Linked DNA regions of Mus musculus: region 2 is linked to region 1. The links are chromatin contacts, found by Hi-C or POLR2A ChIA-PET in ENCODE. All regions are on one chromosome and are shown on one strand. Each heading gives the region's core, a stretch centred on a gene start or an enhancer-like site at or near the end of the contact. The rest is flanking DNA. Distances are from core to core; before and after follow the strand shown. Region 1 holds the start of Septin9 (septin 9). Region 2 overlaps Septin9 (septin 9).

Region 1 (7,173 bases), core at 1,722-4,221:
CTATCTGGCAGAGCCACATACACCCCGCAGGAAGCCTGAGCAAAAACTAGGGGCTCCTCCAACTGAGCCTGGCCAAGCTAGCATCAGGGAACACCTGACCCTCTGTGGCTGGACCCCCTCTGAACATTCACTGTAAACTGGTCCCTACATGGCCCAACTTCCTAGCAGTCTCATCCTGAAATCTCAGCTCCTTGCTCTGGACAGAAGGCCCTCTTCTTTCCCTGTCACAATCACAGCTCTCCTTTGCCTCAAGGTCTTGTCTCCCCATTCCCAACTTCTCCCTGCGAGTCTCTTACTACTTTTCCTGCCTGGATTCAGACTGCCAGCTTCTCTCACCCATGCTAGGCTGAGTCATACTCTCTCCACATCCCTTTATCTGCCTAGCTGCCCAACCCCCCACTCCCTTTCTGCACATCAACTCAACTCTGTATTCCTAGGACACTTACTTAGGAGGTCACTTTTCGGGTCGTTTATACAAAGCACAAAGCTTCTCTTGCATAAGTGTACACGTGCGACACACACTCACACACGCACTTTCACTAGTGATAGCCCGGGCTAGTAATCTCTGGGGACTCAAAGCCCTGAACCCATTCCCCATCTGAGCTTTTCGGAGTTCACAGTAGGAAGACTGGCATGCAGGAGGGCAGCATGCTCAGCAGGCCCGGCTTCCTCAAGACTGCCAACCTCTATACCAGGATGCTCTCAATGTGGCCATTGTCTTGAACTAAATTTGAGGGTCAAGAAGCTGGCTTGGGAGGCAGCCCAGTGAGGGCACCACTCAGCGAGTAAGGAGTTACACAGAGAAACCAAAGAGGCAGGGGCAGCTGGCCTCCACAATGCAAAGAGAGCCAGCTTCTGAGACCTTACAACCCCCAAACTTCTCCTCCCCAACAAAACTTCTGCAACATTCTGCAGAAACCCTGTCCCCAACTCCTTGGGGGATGAAAGCAGACACCTGAATGCCCCCTGGGTCCGAGCAGAGAGCAAACACAGAGACCAGAACCCGGAAAAGGTAGTGCCCCCCCCCACCAGGTCCTCCACCCCCTCCTCATCCCCCTTCCCGCTCAGACCTTGCAGAGAAGGGAACTGACTGGCTGACTTTCAGATACACTTCCAGGAGAATGAAAGGCTCCAGGGCAAAGGAGAGGTGCACAGAGGGGCAACCCAAGGAGCTAGGACAGTCCCTAGGACATGCAGAAGGCACAACAGCACGGAACAGGTCTGGGGAGACCTTAGTATAGACATGGACTCCAAGAGGTCCAGGTGGTTGGGGGCACAAGATCTCCTAAGCAGCGACTATGCCTTGATTCAGCACAGATACTTGCTCCCACCACTGAGGTGACCAAGTGGGTATGATATTCCAGGCTCCTAAAGCCTGTACCTGCCAATACACAACTCATCAGCAACCACCCGCCCCCCGCCCCCCGCCCCCCACCCACTTCCTGACACATAGCTAATCACCTAACTCAGAGATAAGGCTGACCTCAGGTGGGCTCAGGACAAACCCCCTGGTTCCAGTCATGGGGCCTGGAGCACCCCCAACTGGTCACTTGAAGAGCCTGAAACCTGGCCGTCTTTAACTATGTGAAGCCCTTCCTCCCTCGCTCACAGCCCACCAGAGGGCTCTGCCTAAGGCTGCCTGAGAGCCCCTCAGAGGGGCGGGGGCTCCGGGCCCGGCAGAGTCAGGCCCGCCCCTCGGAAACCCAGCCCCAGACGCGCGCGGGACACCATTGTGTAAGCCTCCCTTTCCACTGGCTTTATTTACTCCGGAGGGGGACGCAGGACGAGGGGCCACGGCACCGGCAGTGGCAGTCACGAGGCCTCTGGAAAGCCCGCGCATGCAAGCCCAGGGCGGAGATGGAAGGCCCACCCTTGGAGGAAACGGCCCCCAAGTATCTTTGCACTTTGTAAACTCAGGACAAGAGGCGAAAGTGCTGTCCTTGTGTGAGCGCACAGGCCCCCTCTCTCCCAAAAGGCTCTTCTCTCTCTGATGGATAAAGGTGTCCCAGGCCTGGATCGGGGGTATTGGACATCCCACCCTGGACCCTGAGACTCGCCGGGCCGGGATCCCCTCGGGTGCATGGGGCCTGCGGGCCGATCAATTTGGCAGCCCTTGCCAGCCCCGGGACTGGGCTCAGCCCCAACCCCGGAGCTGGCGTGGGGGAGGGGAGGAGGTCCACCCTGAGGATTCGGCCTCCCACTGGATCCGAGGAGGGGAACTAACTCCCATGCTGGTGAGAGCTGAGGGCGAGCACCAAAAGAAGAAAACCCACTGGTTTCCAGGGTGGAATTGCGCTCCTGGGGTTGTTCCCAAGAAGTCAAGCCCGCCCTCGAGGAGACGACAGTCCCAGAGCAAAAACAAACAACAATAAAAAGACGAACACCCCAGAGGCAGCATGAACCTGGGATCCCCAGGGGGCGCGTGGCCCCCAACTATAGGGTCTATCATCTACAGGCCCCCTTAATGGGGCTCTCCAACTCGGCAATGCGGGGTCTGGGGCGCAGAGCCCCAGGGTGAGCAAACCGGGGTCTTGCCTCTCCCGTGCTCATCCCGTCCCGTCTCAGGCCCGCCTGGAGGTTCCTGCCCAGCTCGCCAAGCAACCGCTGGGTCGGGCACCCACCTTCAAAGTCTGAAATGATCCCGTCCAGCTGTGCGTTGACCGCGGGGTCGGACATGGTGGCTGGTGCGCAGGGAGTCCCGCGGAGACCGGGCCCTGCGCGCTCCCGCTCCCGGTGCAGAGCTGGCCGCCGGAGCCCCTCGGCCCCCACGGTCGGCTGAATGAATGGGGGAGGAAGGCGGGCGCCGGCCCCTCCCCAAGCACCCGGGCCCCCGCCCCGCCCCCGCCTCCCGGCTGGATCAGGTTCCCGTACCCCAGCCGGCCTCCGCGACTCGGCACTGGCTGTTGCGCCCGCCTGTCAAAACTGGGCCTGGAGGGGATGGAACCAGAGCTGCTTCTACAGGGACTGCAGAGTCCCAGGCACACGACCTGGGCTGCCCCCCCTTCTCCCTTCCTGGCGGGTGCCCAGGGGACCGCGACAGACACGGCCTCGGCCCCTCCCCCTCACGCCCCTCCGCGGCCAGATGTGGGCGGATGTAGAGGATGTGGAGGCCGGGCCACAGCAGCGGGCGGGCGCCGAGGGGGACAAGATTCCTCCCCTTCCCTGGGCGCAGTGCTCTTGCTGCCCGAGGTTTTATTTACGCAGCCAAAGTTCCTGAGTGCCTCCTTCGCATATAAGCACGGGGCCTGCAAGGGTTAAGCTGTAGCGCTAGGCTAGTGTGGGTCTGCAGGACCCTAGACGGTTCACTACAGAGATGAGGGTCCCGGGAGTTCTCAGCATCCACACGTCGAGGACTGCTACCCCCTTGCACCCCCGGGGGTCGCTGCTGCATCCTTTGGGTAAGTGCTACGGAAGGGATAGGGCAGGGAGAGGCGGCCCTTCTGAAGAATCGTTGCAACGCCCCTCCCCCCTTCCACTGTATGGGCTTCCTGAGTACAGAGAGTGGACCACGACCTTCCCTCCAGAAGAGAGAAACCATAGTTCCTAACATCAGAAGGAAGGAAGAAGGCTGCTCCTGGGCTCCTTCCACATCAGTGGGTACCCACAGCCTAGACTTTCTCTGTCCAAGTAGCCTTCACACTTCAGACATCCACCGGGCAAGCAGAGAAAACCACGGGGCTATACAGAAAAAACAAACACTAGTTACCAGGAAGGGTCCCCAGGGATTGGGGGGGTGGGGGGAGGCGGTGTTCACCACTTCCTGGATGAGCCAAGTCTCCTGCCCGCTGGGCACAACCTTAGACCTGGGACCTCTCTGCTCAATCAGGGCTGCATGGATTCATAGCTGGGGACAAGTCCCTGCAGAGTGGGCGAGTGACTCATCCCCTGGTCCTCAGTGTGAGTCCCTGAGCTGTCCTGGGTCTGGGTCTGCTTTCTCCCTATTCCACCATTCTCAGTGAGGGAAGAACAGTGCTGAGACCTGCAGAGGCTGGTGAGGCTGCAGAGGAGAGGAGAAGCCTGGGCTAGGTTTGGTGAGACTTTTTTTTTTAAGCTGCTGGAATAGAGTCCTTCCTATTTCAGAAAATGTGCCCCTCCCTCCCTCCCTCATGCCTCAGATGGTTTAAAAACTATTTTCAACCAAGTGAGCTTTTGGACATGGAAAGTGCAAAACCACGGCCATTTTAGATGCACCCGCACCCCCATCCTTCTGGAAGCCTTACTTCAGGAGCAGTGGGCACCCCTGATGGCTTCTGTCAGGGTCTCAGCCTGCCTGGCAGTCTGACCATCACCAGGTCACCTGCCTATCCCACATTTGGGGGATTTCAGGATCCAATCTAAGAAGCTGAGGCCCTTACCACAAAGCCCTGGGAAGATGCCGGGTCCCTGGGACAGCGTCCAACCTGAGTGGGCGTTGTTCATTGGTGTTTCTTATAAAAAGCACCTGGTACACAGAGACACACCCGAGCGATTGTTCTCCCCAGGGCAAGTGCAGATTAGCAGAGACACAGCGCATTGTTGCTCAGCCTGTATCCAGGCAGAGGAGCCAAGCACACCACAGTGTTCCAATGGAGAGCCAGGGTGCAGGCTTCAAGGAGTTCTCCCCGCCCCCGGGGACTCCATGGGACAATAGAAGTGGGTGCTGACTTCCACAGCCAGAACACCCTTGTCCATTACTCAAGCAACCAACCCAGCCCTCTGCTTCCCTTCCACACTGTAACCACTCCGCCGCCCGAAGTACCAGCCTGGGAACCTGCTAAATGCCCAGGCTCCTCCATCAGCAAAGCCAAGGCAGGTTTGGCCATCCTCCCAATAGGAAATTCACCCTTGTGTCTCTTTTCTTTCGGTCCCATGAGGACAATGGGAAACAGCAGGGTACCTCCCTTCTCACCATAATTACCTTCTGCAAACTCCAGGATAACCCAACTGCCACTTGGCTTTGAACCAGTCCCACCCACCCCCAGCCCCCTCAGCCCCTCTCATCATCCCAGCTGTCTCGGATCACATGTGGTGGCTGTGGCATTCTGGGACTTTCATTAGGTTAGGTGGTCACCCAACTCCCTCTCTATAGTCTTGGGCTCTGGCCTTGAGTTTAGCTGAAGAAAGAACTGTAGGGCTCAGAGGTCTGTAATCCATGCTTCAAGGAGAGGATGCTGTGCTCCAAGCGAAACTCTCCAGAAGGCCTGCCTGCTTGTGGGTGTGCCACGGCTCCCGTCCACCCCAAAGAGATAACATGATTACTGGATGCTCACAAGGAGGCCAGACGTAGCCTAAGGGTCTGTGCTACAGGTGGGCAGATGAGGTTCCCTGGGATCAGCATGTGTCCTGGACTCAAAGGCCAGATAACAGATAGAGAAGAAGTCAGAGACAAGCGCCCTCTGATGTCAGAAGCCGCCACCGAAGCGCAGCAGCCAGAGGCCAAAATTCAACCTAGAGCCTCAGGGGCAGGCTCTCCTCTCTGGAACCATATGGCACACATCCCTGCAGACCCTGTAACATGTGTGGCAGAGAACACCTCTATTGTGCTGTGAAGCCAGCCAATGTATGGCAGTTAGTTCAGCCAGACCTAAGCTCACGCCTGACCCATCAAGTCAAAGAGTCTTAGGATAAAGCTGTCTATGAAGCCACCTGGTGACCTGGTGACCCTGGTGAACTGGACTGGTCCGGCAGCTCACTGTCTTGGGGGAGGGGCTAAGGACCTGAGTCTAGCCGACTTGCAGAGCCAGAAATACAGTCAGACTTTTCTTTTTTCTTTTTTTTTTTCCTTTTTTTTTTTTCTTTTGAACATTGGAAGAAATGGGCTAGAAGAGGAAGCCCGTAGGTTCAGCCCTGGGGAATGGAGCATAAAAAGCCTGGGAAAGAGGGTGCAGGAAGGACTTGCGGAAACAGCCGCTTGGCTTGCACATCAGGATCCCTGACCCCTGAGCCCAGGTACAGCCTCAGCAGGAAGCGACTCAGCAGTGGGGGTGGCCTCCTCAGGGAGGCTGTGGCTCCCTGCCCAGCACTTTGAACAGGATGCTCCAGTCAGTGAGTGACAAGACCAGCCCCCTCATAATATAGTCAAGGGTAGAACCCAACGGCTCAACTCTGTGGGCCTGTATGCACGATATATACATTGTATATGCCATATATACTATATTTATGCTATATACTATATATACACCTATATGCTATATATTGTGCATATACCATACACACACACACACACACATATATATATATACTACACACATACTGTACACATTGTATATGAATTCCATACATACTATATGTGCTGTGTGCACTACTACATATATAATGTATATACCATATATGTTATATATGTCATATATACAGTATATAAACCTATGTACTATATAGTGTATATGCCATATATGTGTGTATGCACTATATGTATACTGTATATATACTGTATATATTGTATATACATTCCATACACTGAATATACACTACATATACACTGTATACAAGGTACAGTGCAATTGAACTGTAGAATCCTCCCTAGCCCCTAAGCTGTAGAAGTCACCATCCTGGCAAAATGGAGCTACTGTGGGCTCCCTAGATGCTCAAGCCAAGTGTCTGCTAATCCTCCTGCATCCCTTCCCTTCATCCTCAACATCAAAGCAGCTGGCCAGTGAACCCCAAACTAACTGGGGACCAGACTAGGCACCTTTCTCTAGTATCTAGCTGGATGCTATTTAACAGCGGCAATCTAAGGGTTAAAATAGCATTTAGGCCCTGACCCTTTTGCCTACAAGACAGTGGTTGAGTTCACTGGCTGCTTTCCAGAGGACCTGGGTTCAATCCGCAGCACCTAGAGTGTAGCTCACGGCTGCCTGTGACTCCGGCTCTCTCACACCAATGCACATCAAACTAAATGAGTTATTTTTTAAGGAGTCTTGCTTATATTACTTTAAGTAACTCATTTATTTTAAATTATATTTATGAATTGTGTGTGTGAGCACACACACATGTGCACAGCATGAATACGGGTGGAGACAAACACGTGTTTGCACTGCTGCCCTTGGTTCTTCCGGGGGTCGACTCTGCAGTATGACGGTGAGGTCATGTGATAATGCCATATAGCATCATTTTAAACAATAACTCATATACTTCATTCCTCTCAAACTTGTTTTATGTATCGGAGTGTCGGCCGGCATGTACGTCTGTCTGTGC
Region 2 (7,173 bases), core at 3,431-5,930, 88 kb before region 1:
TTGGCTTCTCTGACCCAGTTTCTCAATAAAATGAGCAAATGACTCAGTAGATAAGGGCATTTGCCGCCAAACCCAATGACTGCAGTTTGATTCCCAGAACCACACAGTAGAAGGTGAGAGCCAACTCTTGCAAGCTGTCGTCTTACTACTACATCCGTGTTTTGGCATGTGCGTGCCCTCTCCCTCCAATAAAGTAAATAAGTTAATAAATAAATGTAAGAGAAATTTAAACGGGAGATCAGCATGGCTTGGACCTTAAGGGCACAAAAGACCAAATGAGCCAAGGATGTATTCTGACTTTGTGACGCTTTTGAGGAACCAAGTAGCTTTCCATCCTCCAGGTAGTACTCTGGCCACCTTCCAAGGATGGAACAGACACTTCAGATGGTGCGTACCAAGGATTAGGAGTAGGCCCCATTGGATGGGACTTAGTAAGTTATGAACTCACAGGGTCCCTGATAGGAACTTGCACCAGGTTCACTTTACAAGGATGCTGGATGTGGGAACGACCACCAGGGGGCGTACCCAGAGGCTGCCTGGATCCTTAGCTGGGAACAGTAATCTAACCTGGCTAAATGAGTTCTCATTGAGTGCATGCAGTACCCAAGTTGGCCATCAGGGGCCAGAAGAGACACGTTAGTATCCAATGCCTCTCCTAGAGTCCCAGGGCTTTTACCCCAAACTTTACTCCTCCAAACCTTGCCTTGCATATTCCTGGAGAGGATTTAGAGGATGAGGAAGACATCAAAGATGGGAAGGAACGACTGAGGGGAACCAAGCTGAGGACAAGCTATTGAGAGAACAGCTTCAGAGAGGCCCCTAGAGTCACTTCTGGGGTCAACACCTGACATTGAGGGGAGTGCTACAGGAGGCCACGGGCACCAAAACCACCCAGAGACTGTCCCCAGGACACCCCACCTGGCAGACCCACAGGAGGGCACAGTAGGGGAAGGGAGGGGCTGGAAGACAGGCCCTCTTCAGCGGTCACCTCAGAAAGACCAGGCAACAATTCCAACTCCAGGGTCTCCAGTGCAAGGCTTCACGTGGCATGCCAGACCACCTCCCAGTATGGAGCCCTGGCTGTCCATTCATTCTGTTTTCTTACTCTGCTTTCCCTCCCTTGCTCTTTCTTCTTAGACAGTGTCTCCGGGAGCCCAGGCTGGCTCCGAGCTCACTGTAGGGTGGGTGAAAATGAAGGAGTCCCTGACCCTCCTGGCTCCACATCTCAAAGACTAAGATCATAGATCCCGCAGAAACAGCACAGAAACAGCAAACCTGGTTTCTGGGGGGCAGAGTGTGGAACTCATTTAATTCAAGGCAAGCACCTGACCAATGGTTACTAGCCCAGTGACTCAGTGGTTCTCCACCTACGGGTCACAACCCCAAGCATCCTGCGTGTCAGATGTTTACGATTTGTAACAGTTGCAAACTTACAACCCCAGGCATCCTGCTAGTGTCAGATGTTCACGATTTGTAACAGTTGCAAACTTACAGTTATGAAGTAGCAACGAGAATAATTTTATGGTTGGAGGTCACCACAGCATGAGGAACTGTGTTAAAGGAAGGTTGAGTTGGCACTGGACAAGGATGAGCGGGAGGGACCTGGGGAACTGAAAGGGTTAAATGGTAATCCACTATGGGGAGGGTGGTCCTGGCTGGAGGCCTCTATGCCCAGAGCCAGGAAGCACCAACCAGACCAGAGCCTTAGAGTAAACTGCTCCTCGGAGAGTTCCAGCAGCTGGGGTGTGGCACCTATGATCCCAGTGCTCCGGAGGCCAAGCAGGAGGACTTGAGTACCAGGTCATCCTGGGCTCCATCCTGTTTTGCCTAGACCTTAGGACAGAGGTCTAGCCTGCACCTATGAAGGGTGCAAGACTGGGGCCCTAGAGAACTGGGATTTCCCCCAAATCAAAGCCTCAACTCTCTGCTTCTCTGTGGGGCCTTTTGACCACACTGGTCACAAGGAACAAAGTGGGTTTTCATCTTCCAGGCAGCTCTGCCCTTCCCCATCCTCCGTTCCAAAGAGGGTGGAAGAGTAGAGAGAAGAGCCAAGAAAATCCCTGGACCCATCCCACCTGGGGTGCTGGACCCCAGGAAAGTTCAGAGCCCCAGCCCTCAGTGCGTGGGACAAAGTAACAAAAGTCTGGCAAAGTCATTAAATTCAGGGACCCTGGTGTACATGAGGTGCACACTACAGCCAGTGTCCTTACAAGAGACAGGGACCCACAGCGCAATGGGTGACGGCCCAGGCCCAACTACAGCTTCAACACTGCAGCAGCATAGCAGCCAATACCTTCGATAGTGCCCCACTTGGTCTTCCTTCCCAGAATCCTCTTGCCATTGACTTGATACTCATGGTCGCTGCCCACCACAGCAAATGGGATCATCTCCTGAAAGAGGGACGGAAGAGTTAGTCACAGTGATCGGCAGGGCCAGTGCCACCCTCGAACACCCTGTGTCTTGGGCCTGGAAAACTGCAGGCCTTGCCTTCAGAGGACCCAGAGTGGACAGACTGCCTCCCGTCTATCTGTCCACCGCCCCTGACCTCCCAGAGGCAGATTGACCCACTGACCCGGAACTTTTCGTTCACCAGCCGGTCTTCTGCGTCCTCATCAAACTCCTTCTGCGGGTACACGTCAATGCCGTTGGACAGCAGGTCTGCAGTGATCTGGGAGATACAGGGTGAATCAGGCTATCAGCCACTCAGGTGCCTGAGCCATGATCCCCTAACAAAGGCAGGCTCTGAGTGGGCCCACCCTGAGGATGTCTAATTTATTTAAAGATTCATTTTACATTTACTTTATATATACAAGTGTGTCACCTGCATGTGTACCACATGTATGCTAAGTGCCCATGGAGGCCAGAAGAGGGCACACTGAGTTCTCTTGGAGCTGGTTGTGAGCTGCCACGTGGGTGCTGCGAATTGAACCTGAGTGCTCTTAACCCCTGAGCCGTCTTTCCAGCCCCACTGCCACCACGTTTTGGAAACAAAGTCTGTAGCTCAGGCTAGCCCCAAACTGGCTACATAAACAAGAATGACCTCAAACTTGTGAACCTCCTGCCTCTACCTCCTAATCCTGGGAGGCGACAGTTATCATGCTCAGTTCCATGTGGTGCTGAGATCAAACCCTGAGCCCTCTCGATGGTAGGAGAGCACTCTACCGCCTGAGTTCCACCCCCGCCGAGGATCACCAGCTCTGAAGCCTTAGGCATCAAGAAGCACTCGCCTGTCCCGAGGGGCCCTGCAGCCATTGTCCTGAGTCTCCCTGCGCTTTCTGTGCAGCTCCCCCCTCCACTCCCCCCTAGAAAACAACTCAGGCTTGCTGCGCCCTCTTTCCGAAAACCCTCTCAGGATGAGCATGGTAGCCCAGGGTGTACCTGCCTGCTGAAACTCTCCCCAGCTTGACGACTTACTGACAGCCCACGTGGCTGTCAATATAGGGTGGCCCAGGGAATAGCTGACTGTCTTATCTGTTCAAGCAGATCCAGGCTCTCAAAACACCGGGGAGCATCCTGGTCTCTTCTCCAGCAGATGCATCCCTGACTACCCTCCCCTATGCATGCTGGGAAAATCCCCAACACACAGCTAGGGAAGGAAGCCCTGGTAGCCTCTGCAATTGGATTTGAGGCCTCTCTTACAACCCCAGGCTGGAGCTCTCAAGAGGCTCCAAAGTCACCTCACACAGAAGAGGCCCAGGGCTTACCCTACTGCAGACGCCTGCAGGTACAGCCCTATCACCCAGACAGCAGTGGCCCTGACCATGGCAGAGAAGGAGGAAGCCACTGAGGTGGACTGTCCCACTTAATAAAACTCAGGAATGCTGGGTCCAATGGCCCTGACACATTTGCATCTGCTTGATCTACTCCCTTCTGAACCCCACTGAGACGGCTGGATATGGGGAGCCCCACATCCACAAAGGCCAGGGGCTCCCCCAAGGCTGAACACATGCTGTGAAGAGCTGAATAGGCGCCTTTCCTATCATATATCCCAGGGCTGGACAGGCCCCTGTCAAGCCTGTCACTTGTCTGGGCAGTCCTGGAGGGGAAGGGGCTGGGTAGAGGCCATGAGTCCTACCCGCTGTTTGAAGTAGACCCTCTCCTCCAGGGTCAGCGTGTCAGCCTTGGCGATGACTGGGACAATGTTCACCACTTTGCTTAGGCGCTTCATGAATTCAATGTCCAGGGGCCTGAGCCTGAAACAGAACAGTGCAAAAGACTTTGTTTAGGGGTCCCAGTGGGGGCCATGTTGATGGAGGGGTAAGGTTGGGCCTTAGTAGGGTGAGCACTCTCCCCTCATGGAGCTGAGGGTGGGGAGCTGGTGTAAAGCTGGCTTTAAGCTCCCTCATCCACAAGATCTTCAGAGTCCAACTGGCCCTGGACACCGTCCACCCAGAGAGTGACTCGGCTCACAACACTGTCATGCCGTGGGGTTTTCAATGCCAGGGAAAAGGAGACACGAGGGACGGTATCCAGAAGCTCCAGGCCCTGGGACAGGCTGGCTGTTCCCAGGTCAGCCTGGCTGCAGAGACCCAGGGTCTGATCCAGGGATGGGGCAGAGGCTGGCAGACCCCAAGCCTGGGCACCATTTTCTCATTGGAATGGCATCTTCCCCATAGCAGTATCTTCAGGCCCAGACAGCCTGCAGGAAGTGAAGCTTCAGTCAGAAGCCAAGCAATGATGGCCAGAAGCCACTACTGTCCCCTGGGACTGAGCGGCTGGAGGAAGGGCCCTAGTCCAGAGGGTCACCACTGGGGAAGTGTCTGCCTCTGGCTCTCCCTGCTGAAGCCATGTCAGCCATGTCTCCTCTGTCAGCCTTGGCCTTGCCCGAGGCTGTGCTCGGAGCAGCTACAGAACCCCAAACAAGCCAGCCCCAGCTGAGGCCAATGGCATGCCGGGTTAGCCTGCACCCTGAATGCTCCCTTCTGCCCGCGTCCTCTCTAAGCCCGCCCTCCCAGGCCCCTATAACAGGCTAATTCCCAGAACTGGCTCTTGTGGACCCCACTGGAGACAGCCACTACTGGCAAGCTCAGACAACGATATTTGGGTTTTTCCAACCAGACCCCAGTGAGACTTTTGCCCTCTAGACAGGGTGCAAGATGAAAAGTCCCTTCAAAGCCCACGCTCTTACACCCAGGGATGAGCCAGGAACAGCCGGGAGTGTGCACACTCTAGCAGCACCAAATCTGTGACTCCTCAACTCTTCTAAACGAGCCACCTCCGGCTCCTGCTGCTCTGAGCCCAGGACTAGACATGCACCCTACACGGAGTCAGGACAAGCGACCAGGATATCCAGCAAGGAGAGGAACAACACGGATGTACTGGGAACAGATGAGACTCACAGGAAGCCAAGAACCCTGATCACTGAGACCACTGACAGTCTAGCTGCCCCGGGAGATTCCAAAGGGAGATTCTGAAAGGCACCTGGAATTCCGAAGCCTCCCAGGCCCTAAAAGCATCTTTGTCAAGGACGGGAAATGGGGGCAGGCACATGTACAGCCCGAGAGTCTCATTCCATCTGCAGAGACTGACTACCGGATTCTAGAACACCCCAGAGTCTGCCCTGTCCTCAGCTCTGTGCACAAAGGGAAGAAGGCAGAGTGGGCGTGGAACCGCCCAGTCTAGAGGTCATGGAGAACTTCTGTAGGCACAGACGCCCCATGACAGTTGCTGACACAGCTCTGACTCAGTGCCCCTGTCCCTGTGCCCAGACAGAATCCTGCTTGTATGGGAACTGGGGATTCCCACCATCAAGACAAAGGGCCCAGCATGGGACATACGAGTGGCCGGTGGCTGGGATGAAGTAGAGGCAGCAGTGGACACGGGTGTCGGGAATGCGCTTCTTCCGGTTGATGTTGACTTCCTCCTGCAGGTACTTCTCATATTGGTCATTGATGAACTTCATAATGGGCTGCCAGCTGCATGGAGAGCCGGGTTAGCCTGCACCCTGAATGCTCCCTCCTGCCCGCGTCCTCTCTAAGCCCGCCCTCCCAGGCCCCTATAACAGGCTAATTCCCAGAACTGGCTTGACACCAGCCTCTGATTTCATACAGGAATGCTGGTGGTTGCAAAGACAAACCAGCCTTATTTCAGATTTTCTGCCATACTCCCCATGCTGATCTTTGCCCTGGGGTGGGAAACCCACCCCAGATGGGAGCCGGGTGACCCCATTTTGATCTAGAATGTTAGACCCCAAATGCACGGCTTTAGAGTTTGAAATAATCTTATGGCAGGGGGGTCTGGCCTCCAGTGGTATCATGGAGCCCCAAGACCAGTGGGGCTTTTACTGATAGAGGAAGGTTCTCTCAGTGACCTACCAGTTCTCATTGTTGATGTGGTCTCCGAAGCCCGGCGTGTCAATCACTGTCAGCTTCATTCGAACCCCCTTCTCTTCAATATCTGCACAAACCATAGCACCCCAAGTCAGGCGGGTCACCCCAAGCCTTCAGGTTGCCTGGCCAGCCTGGTACGTCCCAGAAAGGGCTGTGATAACAGCTGAGGCCATGCCAAGGAGCAAGTGACCTCTTCTGGGTGGTGCCAGCCATGACTCTTAGTATAAAGAAACCTCAGATGTCTGTGGGAGCTCAGCCTGGTGGGCCCATGGGAATCCAGCCCACTATTACTCAGTCCCAATTTTCCCACGGGGTCACGTGACCTCTCTAGTGCTATGCTCTGACCCCACACCCTGGGAAGACGCAGTCCCTACACCCAGCCTCCGTGGTGCTGACCGTGGGTGATCGACTTGATTTCGATCGTCTTGGGGATGCGTTCCTCCGAGGTGGGCTGCACCGACTTCCGGCTGATTTTGGACTTGAAGAGGGTATTGATTAAAGTGGACTTCCCGAGGCCGCTCTGCCCTGGGGAGAGAAGGGAAGGCCGGTTGGAAGGCTCTCCAAGAACACAGTTCATGGCTACATCACACTATGACCAGGACATCCTTGGATAGCCCTGCCTGAGGCTTCACCTCCTCAGTGGAAGTCCAGGGTTGGGTTTAAACCCCAATGTGGGGATTTGGGGCCTGGTTTAACTCAGCAGAGCTCCTTCCTGGTCCTAGGAAGGCCACCCAAAGCAAGAAGGGACACCAAGACTCCAGAGGTGTGGGCCTAGGTAGCTGCAACAGCCCCTAAGAGATGTGTAGGCTGTGTGAAGATCTGGGCAGAACAGACATCCTGACAA

The links. Hi-C counts contacts between places; a loop is a spot of excess contacts on that map. ChIA-PET counts read pairs that join two places held with the same protein, here RNA polymerase II (POLR2A).
Region 2: a map of Patski shows a loop between it and region 1 (3-fold over the local background). The contact joins the enhancer-like site here to the promoter of Septin9 in region 1. A Hi-C loop is called at or near these places in 5 of 37 maps with a recorded cell type or tissue (Patski and heart). POLR2A ChIA-PET finds 5 or more read pairs at or near these places in 1 of 5 experiments (Patski).

The regions. Positions count from the first base shown.
Region 1 is chr11:117,262,044-117,269,216 of GRCm38, reverse strand. Septin9 (septin 9) reads right to left here and starts at 2,971. Exons shown (of 11, transcript NM_001113487.1): 1 at 2,622-2,971. The coding sequence starts at 2,676. It overlaps Gm39478 (a long non-coding RNA gene), which reads left to right and starts at 3,033. Exons shown (of 3, transcript XR_880325.3): 1 at 3,033-3,398.
Region 2 is chr11:117,351,830-117,359,002 of GRCm38, reverse strand. Septin9 (septin 9) reads right to left here. Exons shown (of 11, transcript NM_001113487.1): 4 at 6,726-6,854; 5 at 6,315-6,396; 6 at 5,778-5,915; 7 at 4,076-4,193; 8 at 2,573-2,668; 9 at 2,294-2,390. Among named protein-coding and RNA genes, the nearest start is that of Gm51932, 20 kb to the right of the region's middle. Within about 2 kb of position 4,680, at least 1 of the 3 ENCODE cell types and tissues checked has a DNase peak (open chromatin) inside an H3K27ac peak, as active enhancers do.